2 separate regions of the Homo sapiens genome follow, and region 1 is linked to region 2. Evidence: read pairs that join two places in POLR2A ChIA-PET (ENCODE). Cell type or tissue: PC-3. All regions are shown on one strand. Links, peaks and the distances in the headings refer to the core of each region. The heading gives the core; the rest is flanking DNA.

Region 1 (5,380 bases), core at 324-5,323, 120 kb after region 2:
GGGTCTCATGTTCCCAGATCCAGAAGCCGGGAGGAAATTATGTGAATGTTTCCAAAAAAAGTCAATACAGGCCAAATTAAGTGTCAGACTCAAGAATTGCTGTAAGCCCCCCATGGGGACACAGATTCTGCGTGGGATAAACACTGTCCTCTTAGAACCTTAGGAATTTGGGGTTTTGTTGTTTTTCCCCCCTCGATTTCTTCATCCTTTCATAGATTCTTTCTGTCTGTAATCAGCTAGTTTTAGAAAACATCTTTTCATCTATCTACTGTGGCTCACAAACTAATTTACAAGTGCATTTGACTGCTTCTTGTAAGAACGCGTGGAACCAAAGGTATTTCATTGTGTTCCCTCAGATCACACAAATAACACACTACCTCCGTACTGCTTTCAACCAAGGAGGCAGCACAGACCATACCGTGTCCCTCGGCGCTCTGCCCTAGCTCATTTGGAACAGAGATGTTTTTCTCAGCCTGCCTGTTTATTTGAAGTTACACTTGCTCTGATTTTCTAATCAAAAGATTTCGGAGAATTCATACTCACCATCTCCCAGAAATTAAAAGCTTGCCCTGGAGGCTGAGCAAAACACAGGAAATTGATGAGGATAGGAGCAAAGATCCAGGTAGCTTGCAATGATGGGCTTGGGAAGAGGCCAATTAACCTGTCTCTCTTTTGAGCATTCACGTACTTGATTTTCTCCTTGTGGATCTGGAACTGAGAAAAGCCCCCTGGGTGTGAAGTGAGAAAATCTATTAATTCCCTTTGATTAGCAGTGAAACCCCCACTCTCGGACAGGGCAGGCAAGATGGAAGCAGCTACAGATAGACAGCTGTTCTGTAGGAGGAAAATGCTATGGGCAGGCAAGTTCAAGGCCATTGTCTAGTCCTGGAGGACATGGAACCAGTTTGTCTGGGGTACAAGAACCTTCCTAGTCAACGCTCATGGAGATGAAGTGAGTAAATTTTGACCCCAAGTTTCATGACTGATTCTTGTTTGGGAATAAATTTCTGAAGACATACTTTAGGTTCAAGGAAATAAAAAATCACTAACTCTAATGAGGCACCTACCAGCCAAAGAACCCAGAGAGAGCCGGGAGAGCTGACCTTAGACTGTCAGGCCATTTCTTTTTAAAATAAGCGCTACTTCAGGAGGAGAAAACCAAACAACACATGTTCTTACTTATAACTGGGAGCTGAATGATGAGAACACATGGATGCATTGCAGGGAACAACACACACTGGGACTTGTCGGTAGCGGGGTATGTGGGAGGACGGAGAGCATCAGGAAAAATAGCTAATGGATGCTGGGCTTAATACCAAGGTGATGGGATGATCTGTGCAGTAAACCACCTTGGCACACAGTTACCTGTGTAACAAACCTATACATCCTGCACAGGTACCCTGAAACTTAAAGGTTGAAGAAAAAAAAAAAAAAGAACAAAATGGAACCATGAGGTGAAAGGTCTAAGATAATGTTAAGTGATAAACTTAACTGGTATTTCATTATCTTTATACTGGAATGCATGCAGATAAGAGGGATGAAAGAAAATAGCAACATGACCATTTTTTGTTAAGGAAAAAAAAACCATACGGGCTATTTCACCAACATGTTTTCTTCAACTGTTGTCCACTGGTTGTTTGCATGGCCCAGAAGAGGGGGGCTGTCGGAGAGCACCCACAGATTACAGGGGTGTTTGACAGTGCCCCCAGCTTGCCCTGGGAACCCCTGGCACACAGAAGGGCTTCAAGGGGAGAGGCAGAAGGAATAAGGAAGGAGTCGGCAGAGAGCTTGGCATCTGTTCTGAGCACTTTAGCTGAATCTAATGAAATCAGAATCTAATGAAACCAGAACATCCACCTAGAGCCTCATGATTGTTGCCCACCCCACCTTTCTCTGTACTTTAGGGGCTTTCAGCCACTCCCCTCTACCTTCATTCCCACTTTGCTCCAGGAGTGCAGCTTTCGACCACCAACAACTCCAGCAACCCTCTTCATGTTGGAGAGAATGTGTATAAAACATGATTTTCAGCAAACAGAAAACTCCCTCAGTGGGAGGAAAATGCACCTCCCCTCTGCCTGCACCAGGGCACACAACTCTCCTGCCAGACTTCTGGTCTCCCTCGGACAAGGACTCATTGCCCCCATAAGGAGAGCACCATCATTGGCGGCCCTCCTTCCCTGGCAGCTGCCCATTACTCTTTGTCACACAAAAATGCTCCCACACAGATTGATTTCCAGGGAGAGATGCTGATTTAGGGCAGAAATCAAAAGGCCATCACAGGCTGGGATAAATTAGGATATCAGATCGTCTCAAGAGAGAGATCAGGCTAAAAACTGACTTATTTAAACAAAAATAGAGACCAAGTCTTGCTCTGTCACCCATGCTGGAGTGCAGTGGTGCAATCATAACTCACTGCAGCCTTAAATTCCTGGGCTCAAGCCATCCTCCCAGCTAAATCTCCCAAGTAGCTGAGACCACAGGCATGCACCACCACCATACCTGGCTAATTTTTTTTTTTTTTTAATGGAGAGATGGAGTCTCACTATGTTGCCCAGGCTGGTCTCAAACTCCTGGCCTCAAGCAATCCTCCTGCCTTGGCCTCCTAAAGTTTTGGAATTACTGGCATGAGCCACCACACCCAGCCACAACCAACTCTGTAAAGCATTTGACCACCTTTAGTTGTGCAGGCCACTTAAATTCAATAAAGTGAAAACACAAGCCCGACTTTCACAAGCCCTTTCTCCCAGGTGGAAGAGCAGGACTTGGGAAACCATAGACCTTCATGTCCTCACCTGGAAAGATGGGGAGGAAGCTGCATGCCTCGAGTGAGCCCCGTGATGCTCCAGTTATGCAGCCTAAAAGGAGGTGTCTGACCCAGCTGTGCTGAGAAGCATAGTGCTGAATGCACGAGGCACAGGACTGAGAAACATCACCATCCCACGGGCTGTTCCCAACCCAAGGCAGAATTAAAATCCAGGAAAGGGAGGCAGAGTATTCTGTAATGGTAAACTCTCTAGTCCTCAGAGATCTTACTGGAGAATGCTGCTGCAGCCCCCCGCCCAGGCAGAGTGGCCCCCACGAGTCCTTGTGGGAAACATCCATTCATGCCTGGCATGCATTACATTTGCAGTCACATGCCTCATCTTTCTTAGAATAAAATGACTCAATTTAAAACTAAAAGCAGAATCCCAGCACTTTGGGAGACGGAGGCAGGAGGATGACTTGAAGTAAGGAATTCAACACCAGCCTGGCCAACCAACATGGTGAAACCCCATCTCTACCAAAAATACAAAAATTAGCTGGGTGTGGCTGTGGGCACCTGTAATCCTAGCTACTCAGGAGGCTGAGGCAGGAGAATTGCTTGAACCCGGGAGGCGGAGGCCGCAGTGAGCCGAGATCGCATCACTGCACTCCAGCCTGGCTAACAGAGCGAGACTCCATCTTAAATAAATAAATAAATAAATAAATAAATAAATAAATAAATCTTGACGCACAAGCCCTGGAAAAACTGATTTTTAGTTAAAAATAATTTATAACTCAGTTTTGACTTTGACCACTAAAACATAATTTTACCAATAATCAAAAAAGGATTAAAGTCACGCATTAGTGTGAGGGACAAGATCTTCCATCAAGGAATGAAGTCAAAGGGGAGAACGCTATTTGACCTAGTACTGTAGCTGCAAACACGACCTAGAATTTCAAAAAGCCAGGCCCTATAGTTTACTTAAAAAGCATCCCTTCTGGGGATTCTTGGGAAAGTCAAACAGTGAGAGTTCCCATGACACGTCTACAGTATTATTTTGGTCCTCTGGTAAAGTTAATAGTTTCACACTTTTTAGATAATAGCATGCGTTCTTTAATCAATATTATCCATATAATAGTGCTTTTAAAGACTCTAGCCTCTCAGAAAATTGAATCGATGATTAGGACAGTATTCTATATTAGACATCATTCTGATTGCTAATTGAAAAAATTAACATGGCGAGTTATTAACGCCATCTCATCCTTGATCGACAACACTGAAATTGTAAATAATTTTTACAACCATTTGTGAAAACACATTTATGGATTTAAATCCAAAACCTCTGCTAAAGAAAGGCACTTTTTTTCCCCATACAGCTCTTTCAGGGAAACACCAACCCCACAGATGTTGTGGTTGCAGTATTCCCCAAACCACTGATAACTCGATTTGTCCGAATCAAGCCTGCAACTTGGGAAACTGGCATATCTATGAGATTTGAAGTATACGGTTGCAAGATAACAGGTAAGCTGTGGAAGATTGAAGACTGAATCTTCCAAGTCGAAGATTGTCTTGTTTTGATTTATGCAAACCTTTAAATACAGGGTAAATAAGTTTGTAAATGCAATCATTTTTATTTGACAATTAAAAGCATCTACTTTGGATTTAGACAAATCCGAGTTCAAATCCTGCCTTACTACTCACTAGCAGATTTTTTTGGTCAATATACTTACCTTTTAAAGCCTTAGTTATCTCACCTGGGAAATAGTCATAATAATTTATGCCATACAGCCTAGTTGTGATGATGCATTATTAATAGATAATGGATATAAGCACGTAGCACAGCCTGGCATGTGGTAGGTGCTTGTTTACTGGTACCTTTTCCACTAGACTGTAAGCTCCATGAAGGCAAGTATCATGCCGTTCATCTCTGCTTCCTGGATACTGACTACTACTTAGTAGATTTACAATAAGTAACTGTTGCATGAAAGATTCTCCAGCAGTTTTATTTATTTCTTTGTTTCTTTATTTTGAGACAGGGTCTTGCTCTGTCACTCAGGCTGCAGTGCAGTGGCATGATCATAGCTCACTGCACCCTCAACCTTCCAGGTTCAAGTGATCCTCCTACTTCAGCCTCTTGAATACATGTGGGACAACATGAGGGCACCAGTGTAGACAACTAATTGTAACCCCTATGTTGCTTGGGCTGGTCTCGAACTCCTGGACTCAAGCTATCCTCCCACCTCGGCCTCCCAAAGTACTGGGATTACAGGTGTGAGCTACTGCCCCTGGCCAGCTTTATCTTTTTATTTGTTTTTCTTTTTTTTTTTTTTTTTTTTTTTGAGACTGAGCCTTGCTCTGTCACCCAGGTTGGAGTGCAGTGACATGATTTTGGCTCATGGCAACCTCCACCTCCCAGGTTCCAGCGATTCTCCTGCTTCAGCCTCCTGAGTAGCTGGTACTACTACAGGAGTGCACCACCACACCTGGCTAATTTTTTGTATTTTTAGTAGAGATAGGTTTTCACCATGTTGGCCAGGCTGGTCTTGAACTCCTGACCTCAGGTGATCCACATGCCTCAGCCTCCCCAAAGTGCTGGGATTACAGGCGTGAGCCACCGCGCCCAGCCTGTCCATTTGT
Region 2 (5,380 bases), core at 147-5,146:
CTTAAGGCCTCCATTGTCTAACTCAGGTGGCCTCCTGAAACCTGAAAAATTTTCCTGAAACATTTTTGCAAGCTTGGGATGCAGTGTTAGTAGTATACTATTTAGAACATAATAATTGGCCCACTTTTTTTTACTATTCATACCATATTTGTAGTAAGGGTGGCATTAAAAACCAACAAGGAGGACCTAGTCAGTTATAAATCATATTCTGTGACCGTAGTGGAATAGTTCTATCATTAATCACACAGATGAAGAGGTTTTACCTTTAAAAAAAAAAGCGGGTAGCTGGAGCAGGGAAAACAGAACATTAAAAGTTGAGTCAAATATTTGTATGACAGTTGTACAAATACCATTTAATGTGATGTGGACTTACCCTCTATCAGGGGCTATTCTGAAAATTCAACACCTAACTCTCCCAACCCTATGAGGAAGATACTAGTATTTTTCCCCACTTTATGATACGAAATTGAAAGGCAAAAACATTAAGTAACTTGCCTGAGGCCACACTATTAATGATTGGTAAAGCCAAAATTTCTATCCAGGCTGACAATTTCTACGGTCATTTAACTTCTATAGACCTGTCATGCATTAAAGCCTTTAGAATTTAGAAGTGGATAGAATTTATTTGCAATTAAAATTTCCCAGTGATGAACTGATAGGATCAAATGGCAGGATGTCAAGAGTGCATATTTACAACAGTCAGAAAGTTAGGTCTTCAAGACCTGTTCCAAATTCAGAAGTTTTGATGGTGGTTTTTGTGTACATATAGGTATCTATTCTTTCCAAATGAAGTGCAAGATTCTTGGGGGTATGAATAATGTCTAATAGTTTTCCATATTCTTTTTTCCATACTGTTCCATGTACACAGTAAGCAAAAATACTTGTTGGCTGATTTTGAAATCCTTTCCACTGGCTAGCCTTTTAGAAGAGGGTTGATTATCCCTCTTCTGTGATACTGAGCATGAAGGCAACAGAACAGATTTGTGACTTCTAAAGCTCCCTTCCAGGGCTGTGATTTGGTAGGGGACAAAAATAGACAGGAAAAAGCACCAACATCCTTATGTCCTTCTGTGGCACAGTTGGAGAGTGCTATGCCAGAGTTTCTGATTTTAAAGGTTGTTTGAGAAAAAAAAAAAAGATAAAATGAAGTTCTGAGCAATTCTCAAAATCACTTATTGATCATGTCACCCAGCTCTTCTAAATTCCAACCTGCATATATAAGAAATATCAAATTGGTGTTGGGAAAAAGAGCTAGGTTTTCTGACGGTCTCAAGGATATATCAGCAATAACAGCAAGCAGTCTAAATAGTTCCAGACTTACGACATTCAAAGACAAGAGGACCAATCATCAAGATTTTACAAAACAATTGTCAGCAATAGAAACACATCAGAAAAATTACACTAGAATTGTGGCTAATATTTGTAAATATTTCTCTAGATTGTTACAAAGATTTTGAAATGATCATTTTGCCTCTAGACAGTGGCAATTTGATATTATAAATAGCACAATATAATAGTTTTGAAGCAAAAACTACAGGGGTCACTTTGCAATTGACCTTATACTTGGATGCATTATTGTTCTATTTTTTAAGGCTAAATGAAAGTGCAAAAATTATTATTGAGTCACGAAAGGAAAAGTGTAGGATATTGATAATAACCTTCCAAATCTACTCTTGACAATTTAAAAATAGCACATTGTACATAGCCATTTTCACCTAATAGCTAAAACATTAAAACATGATTTGAGAAACAACAGATGCATGCACTTGTTGCAATTATTTTGTAAAATCTTTAAGATTGGTCCTCTTGCCTTATCTTTGAATGTTGTAGTCTGCAAATATTTAGACAGCTTGCTGTTATCTCTAACGTATCCTTGAGGCCAACGGGAAGGCTAGCTCTTTATACCAAAACCACTTTGATATTTCTTTCTTTTTTTCGAGACGGAGTCTTGCTCTATTGCCAGGCTGGAGTGCAGTGGCGCGATCTTGGCTTACTGTAATCTCCGCCTCCCGGGTTCAAGCAATTCCCCTGCCTCAGCCTCCCAAGTAGCTGGGACTACATGTGTGCACCACCACGCTTGGCTAATTTTTTGTATTTTCAGTAAAGATGGGGTTTCACCATATCAGCCAGGATGGTCTCAATCTCCTGACCTTGTGATCCGCCCACCTCGGCAATTTGATATTTCTTATGCATCCAGATTGGAATTTAGGAGAACTGGTGACAAGATCAATAAGGTGCAAGCACATGGAGACTTTGAAAGCATCAAATAATGATACTCTAGTAGTGAAATATGGTTGGTTTTCAAGTCATAATTTTACCTTCATTAATAAGATGAGCTCCAACTCCCAAATAAGCTGTGTACAAATAAGAAGCAATTGCTGTCCACCTTTACCCCTCAACGCCATCCTGGTCCCATGAAGGACACCCAACTCTCTATGAGCCTCTTCTTCAAATTGATGTGCTCAGCTCTTATGGCACCTCCTGACAGGAGCCTCATGCATGGTCAGGACCTGAATCCATTCACCACTTTCAATTCCTGCTACTTAGAATATGGCCCCTCATAATCCCGTGAGAGCAGCCCAGCTGCCAAAGCCTGGCTTTTTCTAGCCTGCTTCTATCACTACCCTCTTGATTTACCTTTCTTGCCCCTCTTAAAAATAACCAGGGCCAGTGTCACAAGAGACCTCACAACTCAGAGCTGCCAATGATGAAAGTTCAGCTATGTGGGAGTTTAAAATGGCTTGGTGGACTGTCTTGTGGCCCATCTTTTATGACATTTTTCCTGTGGGGAACCAGGCAGAATTCTAACTAATTTAAAAACTGGTATCTACAGCAGAATTCATTCCTAGGCTAGGGACCACATATAATAATAATCACCCCAAATAAGCAGCAGGAGCTGAAATTACATAACTGAAAATATTCCACCAGAGAAAGAAGAGGAGCTAAATTATTGGGGATGTATATTTAATACAGTTGCAGCTGTAGAAGGAGAAAGTCTACTGGCCAAAAAAATAAAAAAGACCTTTAAGTGAAACTGCTGACTAATAATCCTGTCATGGGAACCTCTATAAAATGCTTACATTGAAGTCTAACAGATCGCAGAATTCTCCAGTGCTTTAGGGAATCGAGTTGTTGAAAGCATCCTATCTTTTGTATTTAGAAGGTCCTCTCTCTGTTTTAGGCTAAAAAGTGTGTCAACACAACATGTTGACAATAAGCCAAAAAAAGAAAAGAAAAGTAAGCAAACAGATTAAAAAAATCACTCTCATAGTTCTTCTTTTAAAGGAATAGCACTAGAAAACAAAACAAAAAATATCAAGGCCAGAGCACAGGACTAATCTAGCTGGATCTGAAAGGGACATATTAAAGGTCACCATTGTGTAGGGCACACGAACTCAACACCAAGAGGATTTGGGAGGCATTCGGCTTTGACTTAATACTGTAAAAGTGTTTGTGCTTAATTATGGGAGTCCTTGGGGGCCCTTCCTTGCCCCCTTCCCATGTGGGGTGTCGTCAGTAATGGAAATCACCTGGTTGTGAGATTAACAAAGACAACACTCGAGATGCCAACCAGGCGCCACCGTTGTTCTAACAAATGACAACCGAGCCTCTATTTCAGGGCAGCAGGATGTCACTCTGGGGGATTTTTCCATCAGCCAAAGTGCACCTACCTGGACCTTTGTAGATGCGACCTTCAATTAAGGCAACGATTTCCTCATTACCCATTTTCCACAGGCTTATTTTACAGAGATGCTCCCAGGGAGCACGAAATGGGAAAACTCAGAAGGAATAAGAAAAGGGATTTTAAAACCAGGATAGTCATTATAGCCTCAGGGGGAAAGGAAGAATGTTTGGGAGCCTTTATGAAACTTTATTTTATTTATATTGTTTTTCAAGTACATCTTTTACTAAGGGATGTGATTGTCAAAACGGCAACAAATATACACTTTGTTTGATGGATGAAGAAGTTCCTCTCCAACTTCCCCCTCCTGCTTTGGGCCAGCGTGGAGCTGAAGAATATTTTTATGTTAGCAACAAAACCTACCTCCTGGACTTCATAATATTGAGCATGTTTGCTGGAGCCACAGCTTAATCAGTATGAGCCTATCCAATACCTCTATGAAAAACCAAAAACTGCCCAGAAACCTTCTCTATCAAAAGCATGGTACACTGTAGGTAGAGCTTCCAACCTCACAAGCAAGTCAGCAATTAAGCTCAGAATTGATCTGAAAAAGACTCTGAAAAATAATATACCGCTGGTCCAGAAGCTAGAGACGACATAAAAGAAAATCCACAGCAAAAATGTGGCATCATTTGTCTTCCACTTGACCTAGCACCAGTGGTGCTCCGCTCCTGCTCCTAGAACTGGGGGAATGATGGAGCAGGAACCCAGGCTAGGCGTATCTGTTCCCATTTGCAAGAGTATCCAGAGAGGCAGAAAATTTCCAGTAGCAAAATAGCACGAAATCGGAGAAACATAAAAAGGAACAGCCACATTTTGACTCATATTTTCTTGATAAGCCTTTTTCCTTAAATTTTTAATTTAGCTAACTCTCAAAGATCTTCCATGAAGTAAACACTCTTGTTCTCAGCTGAACAGGAATATTGACTTGCCTTGTGTTTTAGAGCAATCAGGCAGAGAAGAGTTTTGGTGAGGGGTGTCTGTGTTTGCGTTGTGCTGTTTCCTTGCTTTGTTTTCTTTGTGGTTTGATCATCCCCTGCCACTCCTCTGATAGAACTTCATTTTATTATCATATTTCTTATTGCAAGCTGACAATATGTACAGGTAGACATAGGACATGGTATCCATGTCCACTTCAGAGATTCATGGCCCATGTTAGGAACACAAACAATTCAGAAAGAAAATATACCAAGAGCGTTTCAAATATCAGCTGTGCAAAGGAGTCAATGTCAGCATAGGAGTCAATGTCAGCATAAGTCACGTCATGTGCCATCCTAGTACAGCACTCCACACTTTCAAGGCCTCCAGTAGTATTGGGTAATGACAAGCCTGCACTAATGTTTTATCAAAGCTGCTGAAAAAAACAGTAGAATGATTCAATTTGGCAACTGATAAGGTCCTGATACATCACTTAATTCAATACTTGTCTCTTACAGATGGAAACACTGGAAACCGAGCTGCATGAAGCATGTAGTGAGTTCTATAGTTTTATGTTGCTCTGGCATCGGTCCTGAATCTAGGCTTGACTTTCTCATACGGGGAGCAGGGCTTAGTCATCTTTGACATAGTCTTCTGCTCTCTGCTTCCTCCCAGTAACTCAAGGTGGTTGACAACCACTTGCTGGTGACCACCTCCCTAAGGGAGAGCTGGATACAACCTACTTGACTGGCCCCACTGACTGCCCCAACAACTCCCCCA

Evidence for each region. Peaks named below come from ENCODE experiments on the same cell type or tissue, not always from the same donor. Only the 100,000 strongest peaks of a DNase experiment are listed, where the experiment ranks them.
Region 1: POLR2A ChIA-PET joins it to region 2 with 5 read pairs; 3 of 35 experiments call an interaction of 5 or more read pairs at or near these places.

Annotation. Positions count from the first base shown.
Region 1 is chr10:33,220,603-33,225,982 of GRCh38, reverse strand. It overlaps NRP1 (neuropilin 1), which reads left to right. Exons shown (of 17, transcript NM_003873.7): 8 at 4,120-4,264. Among named protein-coding and RNA genes, the nearest start is that of IATPR, 110 kb to the right of the region's middle. In PC-3, for the core only: no CTCF peak of the experiment used is centred there; no DNase peak of the experiment used is centred there.
Region 2 is chr10:33,345,105-33,350,484 of GRCh38, reverse strand. No RefSeq gene overlaps it. Among named protein-coding and RNA genes, the nearest start is that of NRP1, 13 kb to the right of the region's middle. In PC-3, for the core only: no CTCF peak of the experiment used is centred there; DNase peaks (open chromatin) are centred at 254 and 3,064; H3K4me3 peaks cover 1,321 bases; H3K27ac peaks cover 2,601 bases.